Linked DNA regions of Homo sapiens: region 2 is linked to region 1. A link is a contact called in ENCODE Hi-C data. All regions are on one chromosome and are shown on one strand. The core of a region is the stretch at or near the end of the contact, and the rest is flanking DNA. Distances in the headings are between cores, read along the strand shown.

Region 1 (3,710 bases), core at 72-2,571:
TCTCTCTCTCTCGCTCTCTTTCTTTCTTTCTAAATAAAAATAGAGACAGGGTTTTGCCATGTTGCCCAGGCTAGTCTTGAACTCCTGAGCTCAAGTGATCTGCCCACCTCGGCCTCCCAGAGTGCTGGGATTACAGGTGTGAGCCACCGCGCCCGGCCTGCCCGCACTCTCTCTGCTGCCTGCCTTCCCTGGCCCACACAATCTCTGAGTCTGATAACAGGCATTCAGGCTGTATCAGTCATTCAACGCATATTTGAGGGCCCAGGCCAAGTGCCAGGGTCTCATCCTTAGAAGAGTGTCCTGTACACATCACTTAAAACTCCGCTTCTCTCTGGGCAAAGGGTCAGCGCCCTTAGACTGCAACAAAACAGAGGCATTATGCAAGTTCCTAGATACCTCTTAAAAAGGAAGGCCTGGTGGGCTGAGGACCAGCGTAATAGCTGCCAGGCTCCTTCAGCATCAGGGACATTCCAACCGTCCCTCACACTGTAGTTCATTCGAAAATAACTTCCTAGAATAGACAGTGCTGTCAGCATCTTTCTGCTGACCATAGACTACTCTGGGCGGTATTTTGAAAATGAAACTGATGTATCAAAAGCTTGCAACAGGAAGCAGCAAGGTTGACTTGACTGCCTTTCCTTGTGGGGAGCCCTGGGCTGTGGGGAGCCCTGGGCTGTGACCCAGGGTCATGAGAGTGGGTCCCCTGGGCAGGCAGCAGGGACCAAAAGCTTAGTTCTCTGTTCCCCCACTGTCCCACTGAATGGCCACATAACCCTGGGCAAGTCGCCTGGGTCTGTTTCCACGTCTGTGGAACAAAGCTGGTGTTCGGTGCTCCCAACACAGCGGGTTAGAGGACCACAGTGGGCAAATAAAAGGCTACCAAGGGACATTCTCTCAGCGTTGCTAAATGGTTAGAGTTAATAGTGCGTTTGGCCTGGATTGAAACAAAACTAAACAACCCTCCACTTTTACTAAAGAAAATGAGGGCTCACCCAAAATAAGTAAACCCAGTCTCTGGAGTGAGTAAAAGCCCTTTTTTCTGGGTATTTTCACTGCTCTCTTAAGAAGGGCCTGACCCATCGCGCTCAGGGGAAATAAGCGCTGGGAGGAAATAAGGAAAATCGAACCGCGGTTTTAGGTCCGGGCTCTGGCAGGCACCGCCTCCGCCCCGCCTCGCCCCGCCTCGCTCCGCCCTGCGGCCCCCGCCGCGGCCCCGCGAAGGATCCGCCAATGAAGCGCCCAGGAACTGCATGACCTCATCAGGAGGCTCCCTCATTGGCTGCCGCCGCCGCGCCTGGTCGCCTCGTTCCGTTCGATTCCAGAAAGCCGCGCCGGCCCCAGTCCCCATGGGCTGAAGGCAGGTTGAGTTCTTCCCCAGGTCTGCGAGCCTCGAAGGCTTCTTTCAGACAGCAGACCCCTTAGAAGCGCAAGGCTGCTTTCTGACAAAGAATCAAGTGTTCCTTTCAACCAGCCAAGGGACTGGTTTTCTCGCTGACCCTTTGACAGGTATGTTCCCGGGATTTTGCTGGGACCTTCATCTTCCCCTCCCTACGTCCGTGACACATCTGGCTTCCCACTCGTTTCAGTCGTGTATTCCGTGGAGTTTTCTCTTGCTTCGCAGTAGATGGACTTCTGAAGCCCCACCTTACTGTTAAATGCCAGTGATCATCTCCCCCCACAGCTAACTCGGGAATTAGTCCACTGACACCCCCAGAGAGGGGACACGCCTTTCACAAGGTCACACGGCAGGTCAGTTACAGAGATGAAAATCAAATCCAGGTTTCCTAACTTCAAGAGTTTTTTCAGATGCCTTATTATTATTATTCGTTTTATTTTTATTTTTCATTTTTTATTTTTTTGAGATGGAGTCTCACTCTGTCACCCAGGGTGGAGTGCAGTGGAGTGATCTTGGTTCACTGCAATCTCTGCTTCCCGGGTTTAAGCGATTCTTCTGCCTCAGCCTCCCGAGTAGCTGGGATTACAAGTGCCCACCACCACACCCGGCTAATTTTTGTATTTTTAATAGAGACGGGTTTCATCATGTTGGCCAGGCTGGTCTCGAACTCCTGACCTCAGGTGATCCACCCGCCTCGGCCTCCCAAAGTGCTTGGGACTACAGCTGTGAGCCATCTCACCTGGTAATTATTATTATTTTTTTTTTAATTTGCTTCCTGAGAGCTCAGAAAGGAACCTCAGCTGTATGGGAGCACCCATATACCAATCCCATTCCAGCCACTCTCACTTTGACAGGACAGAATCAACGACCAGAGCCCAGGACCTCCTTGACTAGCACTCTCCTCTTACAAATAAGGAAACTGAAGGGTACCTGATCATGAACAAGCTGATGGGCAGCACTTGACCCAGACCTTTTACTTCTTACCCCTCCACCCCAGTTTGGACTCCCAAATGTGGGGAGGAATGGAATGCCCTACCAGTCCCCAGGGAATGGTTCATGCAGTCAGCATGGTTTTAGTACCTTTAGCATTTGATTTGGGAGAAAGATAATAACCAGAAGTGTCTGTATGCCTCACCAGCTGTCCAGCAGATCCCATAAACCTTCACCCCCAACCCTTCTGACCACCAAGTGCTTTGCTGCAGGAAAGGAGACCAGATTGTTGGGTTTTTCTCATCTGATGGTCGGGGGTGATCTGGGACTGCATATGTCTGAATACTGGGACCCTATTTTGAGTGCAAGAGTTTTGAAAACCCAGGACCACTTTGTTAGATGGTGAGGGTTGGTGAGCAGACTGGACCTGAGATCCTTTTTCAAGGCTTGGCTTGGGGGCAACATTCTCCAGGAAGACTTACTGGAGCACCCACCACAGTTAATTCCTGGCGTTCCTCTGGGTCCGGCTGCAGAGCTGTTGCTCACTTCTTTCCCCCACTAGACTGTGAGTTCCTTGAGGGATGGGACCATACCCTACACAATATTGTATCACTAAGGCCTAACACTGTGTCCGGCACATAGTAGGTACTCAATAAACGTTTGTTGAATTGAACTGTGGAAACCTTGCACCCTATTGGCCTTGTGCAGGGGAAGATCACTCACAATTCCTCACTGAAGCAGATCCTGTGTCTATCAGGCTCCTTCACACAAAATGAGAATTAGTTTCTTTTTTTCACAGTAACGTGTCCGAAGTGCAAACTTCAAACCTGTTTGCTGATACAACTCCCCAGGAACAACCAGGTCCCTTGTGCCCACCTAGTTCGTGATTTCTCTTTAAAACTCCTGATGTCAGCTGGGCGTGGTGGCTCACACCTGTAATCCCAGCACTTTGGGAGGCTGAGGTGGACAGACCACTTGAGGTCGGGAGTTCGAGACCAGACTGGCCAACATGGTGAAATCCCGTCTCTACTAAAAATACAAAAATTAGGCAGGCGTGGTGGCATATGCCAGTAATCTCAGCTACTTGGGAAGGTAAGGGAGGAGGATCACTTGAACCCCAGAGGCAGAAGTTGCAGTGAGCCAAGATTGTGCCACTGCATTCCAGCCTGGGTGACAGAGCAAGACTTTAATCTCAAAAAACAAACAAACAAACAAACTCCTGATATGTGAATCAACAACATCATTTAAATCAAACCATTCTGCCAGGCGCAGTGGCTCACACCTGTAATCCCAGCACTTCGGGAGGCCGAGGTGGGCAGATCACCTGAGGTCAGGAGTTCAAGACCAGCCTAGCCAACATGGTGAAACCCTGTCTCTACTAAAA
Region 2 (3,485 bases), core at 641-3,140, 140 kb before region 1:
TCCAATTCAAGAACATGGTATGTTTGCTGATGTTGAAATCCTTCTAAGACCTTCAGGTGTGTTTTAGCATTTACTTCCTAGCCATGTTTCTTAACTGAATCTTAGATATTCTGTCATCTGTTGCTTTTGTAAATGGGGTCTTCTCTTCCACCATACCTTCTAGCTGAAAGCTATTACTTTTATATATTAGTTCTATATCCTGCTATCTTACTACATTTTCCTACCTTCCCACATTGCTCATGTCTTGCCCAGTTCCTTCTTAGCCTGCCCTGAACCATGTTGTTTGGTGTATATGGGTTTTCTTTCTCTCAGTTTTGCTGAAGGAGTAGGTCATGGAGGTTTACAGCTTTTCTTGCTGTTTTTAAAGATGTTTTAGGAGCAGATGTGGAGATTCATGTCTAGGCTGCCATCATGTGCCTACTAGTATTTATGGCTCACTGTAGACTTCTTGATGGGGCTTGTTCCATTGGGATTAAATTCGCCTTGTTTGCACAGGCTTCTCCAAATGATAAGATTATTACAATGTTAGTATTATCTTGCCATTTGCTTACCTGTGACATTTTGCTTTTAGTAACCAGATACGGAATAGACTAGCATTTCTACTTGAACTGAGTATGTGTGATTGTTTCCTACAATATGCTGTATTTACTGGTAGTTGCCTTCTCTTTATTTATATTGTATCTGTCATCTTGTAAATCAGGCATCAGGACTTTGACCAGTGAAGGGCTAGATGGTAAATATTTTAGGCTTTGCAAGCCTTAAGGTCTCTTTGACCATAGGCAGTAGTGAATAAATAGGCATGGTAGGGTTCCAATAATTTTTTTTTCTTTTTGAGATGGAGTTCACTGTCGCCTAGGCTGGAGTGCAGTGGCGTGATCTCGGCTCATTGCAACCTCTCCCTTCCAGGTTCAAGCGATTCTCCTGCCTCAGCCTCCCGAGTAGCTGGGTTTACAGGCATGTGCCACCTCACCTGGCTAATTTCTGTATTTTTAGTAGGGACAGGGTTTCACCATGCTGGCCAGGCTGGTCTTGAACTCCTGGCATCGGTAATCTGCTCGCCCTGGCCTCCCAAAGTGCTGGGATTCCAGGCATGAGCCACCGTGCCTGGCCCAAGTTCCAATAAAATTTTATTTACAAAAATGGTGGTGGACCAGATTTGGCCTCTGGTCTGTAATTTGTTGACCCCTGCTTTAAAGTTATCTATTGTTAAGTCACATTTCTGGTTTTTTTTTTTAATTCAACAACATTAATATCTTTTAAGCCTCTGATTTATAGCTAATGATATTGGATTTGGTGGATTTTTCCCTTTATATTTCTTTTACTTTTCCCAAATCTTGTAACGTGGAGATCATGTCTCCTTTTATAACTTTTTCTGTACCTGTGCATGGTTACAACAAGAGATATAAAAATATTTTTATCTGTTCTCTCTCTCTTAAAACTCATATTTATTTCAACTAACACTGAGAGGGAATTCTATGTGGAAAATAATCTGTAAAAATAATTTTTCTTTTGATGTTTTCTGGTTTCTGTTAGTGGTGATTTTGTTGAAACACCAGCTGATCTATGACTGTAATAAATTGTTACATTAATCAGAATTCACAAGATGTTAAATAAGCAAATCACCAAAGTGTTTGTAAAGGTAATGCCAAGGATCATTCCCAATAATGAATGCCATCCCAGCCTTGTAGACAGTTTTGTGATCATGAGTCATTCTTTCAATGGAGTTAAGAGGTATTTAAAAATTAAAGTTTCACTTTTGAGTATTGGTTTCATCTCAATAATTGTAAGGGTGAGCAATAATTGTAATTGCTGAGATGGTAACAGAATGGTTCATGATATATTACAGTCACTAGTATGACGAAACAGACAGTAACTGAAAACACTTCCTTGCTTTGAAGTAAATATGACTAATTCACAAGATTGATAAGATGTTCTTAGTCAGAACTTTGTAATGATTTTGATAAGCTGAAATGCATTTATAGAGTGTACTATTAGAATGTTGAGCTAAAACCAAACAAAAATAAACTGAGATGGTTTTGGCATGACATTAAAAAGAAATGACTTTCAGGTTTGTGTGGCATGTCACGTTAAGACTATATTTTAGATAGAAGATAAGAAAAGGGAGCTATCAAGAGAGATTTGGGTGGTCCAGAGGAGAAAGAGTAGGTAGAAATGAGAACAGGAGGTATGGGAGTTCATGGAAGTGAAGCATATCAGAAGGAAGAGGAAAATTTGTAGGAAAAAAAATAAAAAGAAGACCAAGTAACAGTGCAGAGAGAGAGAGAAAAAAAGAGAGAAGTGGTCTGAATCATAGGGGGCATGTGGGAATTAATAACAGCTCTTTGGAAGGTGCCACCATTTAAGAAGAAATATGAGAGAGAGAAATTCTAAGTAGGAGAATTTGAAATAGAAAGCTTAGATGTCTAGAGGTCAGCCAGAGTATTACTGGAAATAAGTAGGTGTTTGGGTGTTTGGAGAGTGAAAGCAGAACAGAATCTTTCCTTGAAAGCAGGAGATGTAGGATTTCTGTTAACTCTACGACTTCCCCTCCTACAAGCTGACTTCCATGCAATTGCACGAGCAAGACATAGCCTTAAAATAAGCTTGCTAGCCCTTTCTGTGGTTATCCTTTTGCATCTTAAATGGAAAATGGGCTATTTAGGCTGTAGTTTTTAGTAATACTTTAAAGCTTATGTAACCCAATGTCTCTGTGAATTTCACTTTCTCCATCTGCTAATAAAAGTGTATGAACTGCAGAACAATGGAGAGATTTCTGAGTTCAACGTTAAGTCAAATCAGATGTGCAAAGACGAGCAGCCTGAAACTGTGCAACAGTATGTACTTAGAAAGTCAGAATTTTGATGGAGAGCACGTGCTGTTTTACCCTAACGTTAATTCCATAAGGTATTAATTGTCAGAATGATATGAGTTGCTTAAGAATCTTGGAAATTTTGTAGAGATCTTCAGTTCAAATTCTCAGAATTAATTTACTGTTTTAAGAAACAAATTTACTGGTTTAAAGGCTATTTTTCTCTCCTCCATTCTCTACCTGCCTTTCCATATACATACAAACACACATACACACACACGGCTTGCTATTCTGAATCCAAGAAGGAAATATTATTTCATAATAACAAAGTGAAATCTACTTGCTACTGTTAAATATCTGCATAAATTATGTGTCATTGAAATGAAATATAAATTGTTTTCCTAATATGAAAGATGTGTGACCTAAATTAAAGGGCTATTATTCTGCTAAAATAAAAAGATTGTTTTGGTTATTAACTGTGTGATCTTGAACAAGACACTTAAGTTATAAGCATGATCTACAAGTTGCTAATATATCAGTTGTCTTTTTCTGCATAACTAACCCAAAATTCAGTGGGTTAACATAACCATTTTTGAGGGGCTCAATTTGGGCTGATCCATAGAGGCAGTTTTTGTGCTATTTTGCTGCCTTTGAAACACTCTTTTCCTTTTTGCCC

Evidence for each region. Hi-C counts contacts between places; a loop is a spot of excess contacts on that map. Pooled maps may share reads with other maps.
Region 2: a pooled map shows a loop between it and region 1 (4-fold over the local background). The contact joins the enhancer-like site here to the promoter of LINC02321 in region 1. A Hi-C loop is called at or near these places in 6 of 50 pooled maps.

The regions. Positions count from the first base shown.
Region 1 is chr14:90,825,785-90,829,494 of GRCh38, reverse strand. LINC02321 (long intergenic non-protein coding RNA 2321) reads left to right here and starts at 1,321. Exons shown (of 4, transcript NR_184259.1): 1 at 1,321-1,506. RefSeq lists a silencer at 1,031-1,290.
Region 2 is chr14:90,968,661-90,972,145 of GRCh38, reverse strand. All of the region lies in intron 3 of RPS6KA5 (ribosomal protein S6 kinase A5), which reads left to right. Among named protein-coding and RNA genes, the nearest start is that of RPS6KA5, 90 kb to the left of the region's middle. Within about 2 kb of position 1,890, at least 2 of the 41 ENCODE cell types and tissues checked have a DNase peak (open chromatin) inside an H3K27ac peak, as active enhancers do.